2 separate regions of the Homo sapiens genome follow, and region 2 is linked to region 1. A link is an interaction called in ENCODE POLR2A ChIA-PET data of the cell type or tissue named here. Cell type or tissue: PC-3. All regions are shown on one strand. Each heading gives the region's core, and the rest is flanking DNA. Links, peaks and the distances in the headings are about the cores only.

Region 1 (5,389 bases), core at 72-5,071:
TTTTTGGTTTGGATCACACATCAGAAGGAGGATGCAAGAGATGAGGGAGGGAGAGCCCCTTGGTGTGAGAGATAAAGCAGCAAACATGTTTGAGAATCAAACTGCAATGAATCCTCCTGTCGCCGTTGCATGTCTTTAGTTAGGCAAAAATATTAGCCCTCTTCCTCTTTCAATGCAAACCCTGCACATGAAACCCTTTGAAAAAGCAGTACGTAAATATATGGCTAATGTGAAATTTGATTCTAAAATCTGATTGTCACATTATGCTGTCACATTAATCTTAACCAACTCCTCTTCACAGCTCTTTGCCCTCACACACAAAAGAATACAAAATGTTAAGAACTGACCAGTTTTTATAGGCTTTGTAATCTTAGTATTTTAATCATTTCTGGGGGAAAAATGTGTTTGGTAAAGTTTTAGGACTTAAACCACTTCAGTGTTTTTGGATTAAGTCATTTGACTCTCATTAACCTCAGTGTTCATTATATTATAAGACCCTCATCTACAGCTTGAAAACGTGTTTATTATAGGTTTTCTAGCTCTCTCACCAAGGGAAGAAAACACTTAGTAGTATGACCGACAAGCAACTAATACTTTTCATCATGCATAATTTATTGAATTGTCACAGTTATGGAGCCTCTATTAGTAGAAAATGCAAATTCCCAGTAACTGAAAACACATTTTTCTCAGGAGAGTACTCTTGTTGATTAGTGACTCAGCCAAGCACCATTGCTAAATGTACGGTATGTACCCGCTGACGACTCAAAATATACAATAAAAGCAGCTTTGCTAGGCATAGCTGAATGTGTTAAATGTGCAGGGACATTTGATGAGCTTCAAAAAAGCACAAGCTTTTGCAGGAAAAAAAAAAAAGCCAAACCAGGACAGAGTGTTTACCAAGAAAACCTAAAAATTTCCTGAGCATTATTTTGGTGACCATCAAGAATATTTTTGCTGAACAGTGTTTGCACTAGCCTTTTAGGAATTAAGTTCTTAGTATGGAAGATTCAGAGTAGGAACACAATTACCTCCCAAAAAGATATTTTGGGGGCTCTGCATGCATTTTTTTCATGTTTTGTTCAACAAATATTTTCTGCACAATTGCTATAGACTAGGCTATTAACCTTATAAAGGTCAGGTTGTATTCCTAACCTGCGAACATTTAAAGCCTAATAGTGTAAGACAAGTTTATAGGTAACTACAAAGTATAGCATGAATCAACATATGATGATGATGATGATGATGATGATGGCGATGGTGATAATAATACAGATGAAATAGTATAGGCTTTGAGAGCTTCGCATCTGTCCCTTTCTGCTAATTCTGCCTCCACAAAGCCACCACATATGATTCCATTCCAAGCAACGAAAGCAAGCAGAGCTGGAGGACATCTGTGGAGTAGGCAATAGGGAACCTCCAAAAGATTGGATTTTCTTCACAACGAATAACGGACAAAGCCATTAGTTTAAGAGGCCTAGATATTTCTCAGGTGGCAGATCTCTATTGCATTCTTCTTCGTGTGATATACAAGTCATAGATTTTCTTCTGGGGATATAGCCTATTGCCAGCCTCATCATCCAGGAATGATAATGCCCATTTCAGGGGATGTCCCACCAACATGATGTAAGATCACCTATGGGTGCAAGGCTTAGGTTCTGAACATGTCTGAATAGCATGACACATCTTGACAATTCCCAATGAAAAGCAAATGCAGTCAAGATACTGCATTATTGGAATTAGTCAGTTTGAATCATGTAACTGAATATCTGGTGAGTTTCTTACTACCTATGAAAATTCCAGATTGCCCTCTGCTTTCACTGTAGTGATGTCTCCCTCCGGAGCACATAATCATGAAATTTTAGAGCTGGATGGAGCCTTGAAGATTATAATTTTACATGAGGAAATCGAGACCCCAGACAAGTCGCACAACTAGTTAGCTGGCAGAGCTGAGACTGAATCAGTTCTCTTTGCACCCACTCAGCCCTGTGTTCTTCCTGGACCACAGAAATCTGGTTTACTAGATGCTATCTCTCTCCTGCTTTTTTGTGTGAACTAAGCCCGCTCATCTCATCAAGAGTGATGCACTTAGATGAAGTGACTCACCCAACTGAGAGAAGAATCTGCTAAAGGAAAGAAAATCCTCTCTTTGATATGTGACTTTTATCTAAATTCTGGCTTCACACACGCAGAAAAGAAAAAAAAAAGAAAGAAAAAATAGAAAGCAACAAAAAAACAGGGAATTAACTCTTTATGAGCCATAATATTTATAGTATAAAGACCTATCTTCAGATTTGACATACTCTTTACAAATAGTTGTTTACCCTCTATATCTCCTTACCTTATTGCTACTACTAGATTGTGAACTCTCAAGAGCAGGGATCATATTTCATATATCTGTGTATCAGTTCCTCTCCCCTAAATATAATCTAAATGCATTGTAGGAACTTAGAATAATAGTAATAGTAATTGTTAGTTTACGGTCCAGAAACTGTTCAGTTACACATTTACAACTCCACTCAATCTTCACAATAAAACTATGATGTTAACTTCCATTTATCCTCATTTTATAGGTAAGAAAACTCAGATGCAGAGAGGCAAAGCAACTTACTCAAAGTCATAAAGCTAGTTAAGGGGTAGAGCCAGGTTTCAAATCAAATATGATTCGCTCAAAATACGTGTCCTTAACCACTTCATGAGTGACTCTACAAGCCAACTCATTTACTTAGCAAACATGTATTAAGCACTTACTACTTGCCAAACACTGCTATCAATGAGAACTACTAGGCTCACCAGATAATGGGTAAACAGATAGGTAAACAGACAATTATGAGTGCTGTAAAAGAAAGCTGAAGAAAGCACAGTAAAAACACAGAAGAAGGAGTCTGAACTCCGTTTAGGGCAGAGGAAGGTGATTAGGGAAGGCGCTGCGGAGAGTAATAACCAAACTAAGTCTAAAAGGGTGTAAACCTGGGTCTTCTGAAAAAGTAGACCTTGGGCAGGAACAATATCTAGAATTTCTTTGTATCCTTCACATCTTGCAAAATACTAAGGGCACAAAGGTATCAGAAGAGAAGGGGGAGCATAGATTTAAAAAAATTTCTAAGTGCACAGTTAGCTTCTCAAGAGATTTTTCTCTCTTGCTGTTAATAAGGGCAGCATGAAAGTTTGAAATTTAAGAAAATATTCCATTTCCTCATTAACCACAACCCCTCCAATATCTTGTTTGATGTTTTAGCCAACTTGAGCTGCCTTAACAAAATACCATAAGCAGAAAGGTTTAAGCAACAGAAATTTTCTGGAGGCTAGAAGTGCAGGATCAAGGTGCCAGCATTGTCAGTTTCTGGCGAGAGCTCTCTTCCTGGCTTGTAGACATCTGCCTTCTCTCCATGTTCTCAAATGGCAGGGAGAGAGAGGGGAGAGAGGGTGGGTTGGGGCAGCAGGAGCTGGTGTCTCTTCTAATAAGGACATTAATCCCATCATGAGGGCCCGCCTTCATTACCTCATTGGAACCTAATTATCTCCCAAAGGCCCCCCATTTCCAAACACCATCGTGTTGGGGCTAGGGCTTCAATATATAAATTTGGGAGGGAATGAATTCACTCAATTGCAATTCTTAAGAAATGGAAACCATCAGCTATGCAATGAGTTTTTTTCAGCCTGCCTTTAATAACACTCCAAGAAGTGAGAGCCTCTGAAATGAACAAATGACCTTCCAAAAAAATTAGATGAACATTCAATGAAGATCCATTTTTTTGTTTGAATACATGTTTTTCCCCTCTTTGGGGACTTGATAGTTAAACCTCTGAGCTGTGATTCATCATCCCAACAATGAAGTTATTGAAGTGGTTCAAAAAATATCTTTTGAATTCTTACTATAGATTATATGTGACAGTAAACAACAACAAGTCCTGTCCTCAAGGCACCTGGAGTCTAATAGTGGTCCAGACAAATAATTAACTATGAAGGATGATGGGGATGAAGGAGGCACATAGGTAGGGCACTCAGGTTTGAAGAATATGGAAGTATTCTGGAATATTACTGGAGGAAAAGCTATGCTGAGACTTGATGGATGGATTGGGATACTCGAAGAAGAGAAAAAAGGTAGAGAAAAATACTATGCTTTTTCATGAGGCCCAATAAAATAATCATAGAATTATGGAAGCATCTATCAAATTTGCCTGGTTTATAAATACCCAACTAACAAGTCACCTAATTATCCCTCCATACCTGACATGCCCTTTCAGTGTGGATAATCTATCAAAATAAAAATCCAATATACATCAGGAAATACATCCTAATGGGTGGCCCAATATATAATATCAGATTAACTAGAATTACTATTTTGGGTTTTAAAAATTTATTTATTTTCTTTTTTTCCTTCAAATTTATTTTAAGTTCCAGGGTACATGTGAAGGATGTGCAGGTTTGTTACATAGGTAAACATGTGCCATGGTGGTTTGCTGTACAGATCAACCTATCACCTGGATATTAAGTCCAGCATCCATTAGCTATTCTTCCTGATCCTCTCTCTTCCTCACCACCCAGTGAATGTGAGTTGTTCCCCACCGTGAGTCCATGTGTCCATTCTCAAGGTTCAGCTCCCACTTATAAGTGAGAACATACAGTGTTTGGTTTTCTGTTCCTGTGTTAGTTTGCTGAGGATAACGGCTTCCAGCTCCATCCACATCCTTGCAAAGGACATGATCTTGTTCCTTTTTATGGCTGCACAGTATTTCATGGTGTATATGTACCATATTTTCTTTATCCCATCTATCATCGATGGGTGTTTGGGTTGATTCCATGTCTTTGCTATTGTGAATAGTGTTGCAATTAAGATACGCAGCCATGTATCTTTATAATAGAATGATTTGTATTCCTTTGGGTATATACCCAGTAATGGGATTGCTGGGTCAAATGGTATTTCTGTCCCTAGATATTTGAGGAATCGCTACACTGCCTTCCACAGTGGTTGAACTAATTTACACTCCCACCAACACTGTAAAAGCATTTCTTTTTCTCCGCAACTTTGCCAGCATCTCTTGTTTCTGGACTTTTTAATAATCACCATTCTCACTGGCATGAGATGGTATCTCATTGTGGTTTTGATTTGCATTTCTCCAATGACCAACGATGTTGAGTTTTTTTAATATGTTTTTTGGCCGCATAAATGTCTTCTTTTCAGGAGTATCTGTTCATGTCTTTTGTTCACTTTTTAATGGGGTAGTTTTTGTTCTAGTAAATTTGTTTAAGTTCCTATAGACTCTGGATATTAGATGTTAGTCAGATGGATAGATTGCAAAAATTTTCTCCCATTCTGTAGGTTGTCTGTCCACTCTGATGATAGTTTCTTTTGCTGTGCAGAAGCTCCTTAATTAGATCCCATTTGTCA
Region 2 (5,389 bases), core at 109-5,108, 1.8 Mb before region 1:
TTAACTAGAATCTTTATTCTTAGTAACCTTAAATTTTAGTGAAAACCAAGGAAGCAAGAAATTTTGAATTGTCTGCCAGACATTCATACTTTATGGATGAGAACCACTCCACAATTTTTAGAAACATTTTTTTTTAATATCATAACCCTTTCTTAGTTGGAAATAATGGTTATTTAAGATAATTTTAAGATTTCAATTATACAAAAGTTTACCCATAAGCATTTGTCTCATTTATATTAATTTATTTTTTTTAACAGTTTAACTAGATTACTTATGAAAACTGAGATATTAGACAAAGATAGTCATCATTTAAAATTATTCCTCTGTTAACCATTTTTATAGCCTCTGAATATCAGGTGTTTACCTAAGTAGAAACTTAGAGTAAACATATGGATACTTTTGCCAATAACTCAGAAGGTTTAGCTGTTTTCATTAAACCAACAACATCAAATTGGCCCTATTTATCAAAAATATATACAAATAAAGATTATTTTGTTTTTGGCTGGGTTTATAGCTTTGTATGCTTCATGCCAAACCCTGACACCATAATACATTTAGCAAAGACAAATATAAAACCATTTAGCCAATAAACCCAGACACAAATGTATGCTGATAATTTTGAAGATATTTAATTTTAATTTTATTTATAATTTTAAAGCCAGTTTTTAAATTAAAGATTTATTTAAATCACATTAACTTGAAAGATATTTGGAGTTATGTACTTAATTTATGAGTGTTTTATTATTTATAAGCCAAGTTGGTATCGTGTAGACTTAATATATAACACAATATATGTTTATATAAGTAAATTTATCTAAACACACACACATATAAACAAGGATTTTACAGCTTTTACTTCGGAATTCTAGCCATGAGATGGTAATACAAACTCACCAGTTTATAAAAGATGGCTGAATCTGAATTATTTTGGACAAAATTGGGAGCCTGTCCACATGGCTAAACTTTGTGTGCCTTGGTAGGTAGTCCAATGAAGGCTGTGAACCAAAGAAGTTTTTACGGGAAAAAAACATTTTTATCCTTTCCCCTCCACTCCCAGTTTTAAATGAGTTTTAATGTTTACATTTCAGCTAGTACTGGCAGAACTGTATAAGAAAAACAAAATCCCCAAGTAACTTTGAGTTAGTAGTACCACGAACAGAGAGTTTTATCTCAAAACCAGTAGCTTAATAATAGCAGATTAGAAGTAGGCAGAAAAGAAAATAAAGAGAAAGATTCACAAAGAGTTTTTAATCCTATAGCTGCAAATCAACCTTTTGAGTTCTGGATTTTCCTCACTGTCATTTGCCCATCAGTTTAAAATGTGCACAATAGCAGGCCATGTATGTAACCAGCTGGAGTCCTAGAAAACATGGCGTGCCTTTTAACTTTCCCAGAGTTTTTGCAGTTTTTCTGCCCTTAGTGGATAAATTACTCATTGTACTGATCTAAAGAGGACACCTCTTGTTTTCCCAATTCTCAAGATGCAGCCTAATGGGGCTGCCTGGAGGAACCTAACCAACATTTCCCATTCTGGCTGAGAGGACTCACACGACAAAAACACAGATGCTAGTCACTCTGCTCAGTGCCCAGATCTGACGTGGAAAGATTCAACCTTGCCTCTGCGGGCCCCGGCACCTTTGATCCAGGGATCAAAGTGGAAAGGAATGACCTGTGCCCAGGAGTTCAGCAGGTGGTCTCTGGGCAAGGTGGAAAAGTGGACGGCCACCCTAAGTGAGGCCTGCTGAGCTTTCACTAGCAATTCCTTTAGGGATATTTTTCACAAATATAAACGTACATAACAAGACAAAGACAAACAAAAGGCCTTCCAAAATAAAGTTTTAAATTTTAAAAATTAAGAGTATTTCTCCCAAGCAGTGCCCTTTATTTTTTTTCCAGTATAGGAGAATCCTCTCAAACAAGACCCTTCCTATTATTAGGGATGGTCAACAAGACCTCCAAAGAGGCTGCAAGACTCCCAAAGAAGACACAAACCCCCGAAGAGGCCACGAGACCTCTGAAGAGGCCAAAAAATCAGGAGAAAGGAAAAAGGGTGCCAGTTGCATAGAGAAAATTTACCAAAGATGTCTTCAAAACGAGTAATTGTTACTTTGCTGAAGGCAATTTATGCACCAGGATTGACACTGCCCCATCAACAGACAAGGCACAGGAGACAGCACCCTAGTTCAACGAAACTGAGCAGCCACTTGGACTCGACTCCAGGTCCGTCCCAATGACATGGTAGCACCGAGCCATGTGCAAATGCCCACAAGGGACTCCTGGCTAGATCACCATAATGTGTTATAGGACCAACAGGCTTGTATGTCTGCTGTGTAGTAATATACTAGTTACACAGACAGCAGGAATGTCGCAGAGAAAGAGTTTAATTATCACAGGGCGCTGAGCGACGAGATGGGAAGAGATTCGCAAGTACATGTCTCTGAAGAGTTTGGGGCTGGGGCTTTTTTTTTTTTTTCTTTTTGAGACAGTCTCGCTCCGTAGCCCAGGCTGGAGCGCAGTGGCGCGATCTTGGCTCACTGCAACCTCTGCCTCCCAGGTTCAAGCGAATCTCCTGCCTCAGCCTCCCAAGTGTCTAGGAATACAGGCGCCCACCACCACGCCCAGCTAATTTTTATATTTTTAGTAGAGACGGGTTTTCACCATATTGGCCAGGCTGGTCTTGAACTCTTGATCTTGTGATCCGCCCGCCTCGGCCTCCCAAAGTCCTGGGATTACAGGTGTGAGCCACAGCGCCCAGCTGGGGTTGGGGCTTTTAAGGGGATTATGGAGGATGAAGGACTAGAGAATTGGGGTCATTAATTGGTTGGGGTAAGAGGCATGAAACCTTCATGATGTGGAAAGTGCATTCTTTGGTGAGTCAGCTTCTTGTGGGATCCTTCAGACCAGCTGATGTCAGTAGAGTTTTTTAGATCTGCTGGCATTAGTAGAGTCTTTCAGACCAGGTGAGTCAGTAATTTTATTAGAATGCAGGACTTGAATATCTCAAAGGGAAAACTTAACATTTTATAATGGTTAAGTTGTTATCTATAGAGAGTTAAGGGGAATTATAATCTTGTAACAGGGTCTACATTGTTTTGAGGCTATAGACATTACGTAATTATCAGAAAGCAGGTCAGAGAACAAGCTGACTTAATGATTAATGTTGAATGTGTTGCAAGCTTCTATTTTTTTTATTTTTGTTAAAATTTAAAAAAAAAAACCCTCCATGTTTTTCTGATTTAATGTTATAAAGTTTACAGGGGCAGTTTTCCCATTGTGGAGGCTTCACAGCAGGGCATGAGAGCCACGTTTTCCTGACATCTGTCCCCAGTCCCATTTTTTTCAACTTGTAGCCAACTATTTTTGTTGTTGTTGTTGTTGTGTTGTTCCTTTGCTATTTCCTGATTTAAAACTCCAGCTTTTAAGTTGCTGTTTCCTGCCTGATAGAGACTTTTGCTACTTTACAGAGTAAAGGTAACTACAGAGAGGGAAACCCCCTTTCCCCCACAAGAAAGAGTCACCTCTTCTAGCTCAGATGCCCTCGGCTCCAGGTGCATGTCCAGGCTCACACTGACGGCTGAGTGTTCGAGTATTCCCCTGGGAGGCGCGGCACTTTCTGAAAGCTCTCTAGTTATATTCTTATGCTATTGATTATTTTAAACGGTGAAACAAAATATAGAATTAAGTCCACTCAGAATAAAGGGAAGGTCTCCAGACTTCTTACTACCCCAGGTGCCCCACATGCTTCTGTTCATACTTGAGGCAATACTTCAGAGGTTGGTTATATATCCCTGTCTTCTTCTTATTCAAGAGACGGTTTAAAGGATAGAAAGCACAGGGGAAAGGTTCTTGAGTCCAGAGTTTCCTGCCAAGCAACAGGAGAAACGGGGAACAGACTTAGGATGAGTTTCTGGGTGACTCTGTCACCCAAAATTCTCTAGTTGCCACCAATGGGAGACGAAGAGCTTAGAGGCGTTACTTCAGGTACAAGTGAAGCTGGCTACAGCCACATGCCTTAGGCTTACTGGATTTCCACCTAGAATATATGCCTCTCCCAGCAATCCACATGGCTGTTCTATGTCATATGTCATTTATGCTCTGCTCACATGTAAACTACTCAAAACAGCCTTCTCTGGTCCTCCTATCCAAAATACCACATTCCTATTCTATTCTCAACCTAAGCACCCTACTTTATTTTTCTTCACAGCACGTATTAACTCTTCGTATGTTTTCAAATATGTTTATGGCCTATCTGCCCTCTGTAGAAGGTAAGCTCCATGGAAACAGAGTGTTTATGTCTTTTTTCTGTCCCTCCCGATGCCAGGGTACATACAGAGCCTAGAAAAACACTTTGACACTTGGTAGGTTCTTATATTTGTTAAATATTTAAAAATGCAACAGCCTATCTTCATACTTCCACATTTTAATTGATTTGAATTATTCTTTCAATCTATGTAGCCTCCTATCTATTATATGGTCAATAATTCTTCAAGCAGAAATTTAATACAAACTCCTGACCCTCATACTAGCCAACAAAATGAATAATTCTCTCCATTCTCTGAATCAAAGCCTCTCTTTGCAGAACACATTATGACTTCTAATATTTTGTACTATTTCTAGAGCTCTAGAAATAATTAAAAGCTCATTTCAATGAAAGCTTAAGGGATATTTAATATCACATATTCATTAATGATGTGAATTTTTGAATGAACTACATACATGTTCAGGTCTTTAGTATATGTTATTTCAATATTTTACTTTGGAATGTATTTGTATTTAGATCTGTGAAATGTTCATATAGCGAACTGCTGTCATATATTAACGCCTGTTCATGCATGTGTGTATGTATGTATAAATATTTATTTTTTCTATGTCAGCCATAGAAACACGACTTTGTTCACTATTTTTTTTTTAGCTACAATTTTTAAGCTTCTAAATTTTGATGTGATTGTCTTTTTCCTTTCATCCTTCAAACTTTAAGCTATCCAATCAGCTTCCAAACGGTTGTTTTTTCTCCTACCAAAGAGTGATTCTAGCTGAAAGCTAGTTCAACACCAAAACCAAGAATGATCTCTGTACATGCTTCATGGACCACATTTTCTTTTTATGATCCATAAATCGTCACTCCAAAAACAACTCCCTCCCTTCTACTAGCAGTCCTAAAACCTCAGGCAGTAGAATCCAGAAATTTGTCCTGATTAAACTTCCCAGGACTTGCTCATGTGGATTATCAAACACATTCCCCACTCTAACCAAGACTTTTTCTTGAAAGTATTCATTGTCATTGTATTACCATTCCCAGACTTCCTTGTAATGCAAAAGAATATGTGTGAATCACATATTTTTCTCTTCTTTCCAAAAAAACAAATAAATAAATCCAGCCATTTGAAAT

What was found. ChIA-PET counts read pairs that join two places held together with the same protein. Peaks named below come from ENCODE experiments on the same cell type or tissue, not always from the same donor. Only the 100,000 strongest peaks of a DNase experiment are listed, where the experiment ranks them.
Region 2: POLR2A ChIA-PET joins it to region 1 with 9 read pairs; 1 of 35 experiments calls an interaction of 5 or more read pairs at or near these places.

The regions. Positions count from the first base shown.
Region 1 is chr1:241,715,427-241,720,815 of GRCh38, forward strand. All of the region lies in intron 9 of WDR64 (WD repeat domain 64), which reads left to right. The region is part of intron 1 of LOC124904603 (a long non-coding RNA gene); the gene reads right to left. Among named protein-coding and RNA genes, the nearest start is that of WDR64, 66 kb to the left of the region's middle. In PC-3, for the core only: no CTCF peak of the experiment used is centred there; DNase peaks (open chromatin) are centred at 1,695, 2,035 and 2,695; H3K4me3 peaks cover 350 bases; H3K27ac peaks cover 1,920 bases.
Region 2 is chr1:239,927,947-239,933,335 of GRCh38, forward strand. All of the region lies in intron 1 of LOC105373224 (a long non-coding RNA gene), which reads right to left. Among named protein-coding and RNA genes, the nearest start is that of CHRM3-AS1, 31 kb to the left of the region's middle. In PC-3, for the core only: no CTCF peak of the experiment used is centred there; a DNase peak (open chromatin) is centred at 2,915.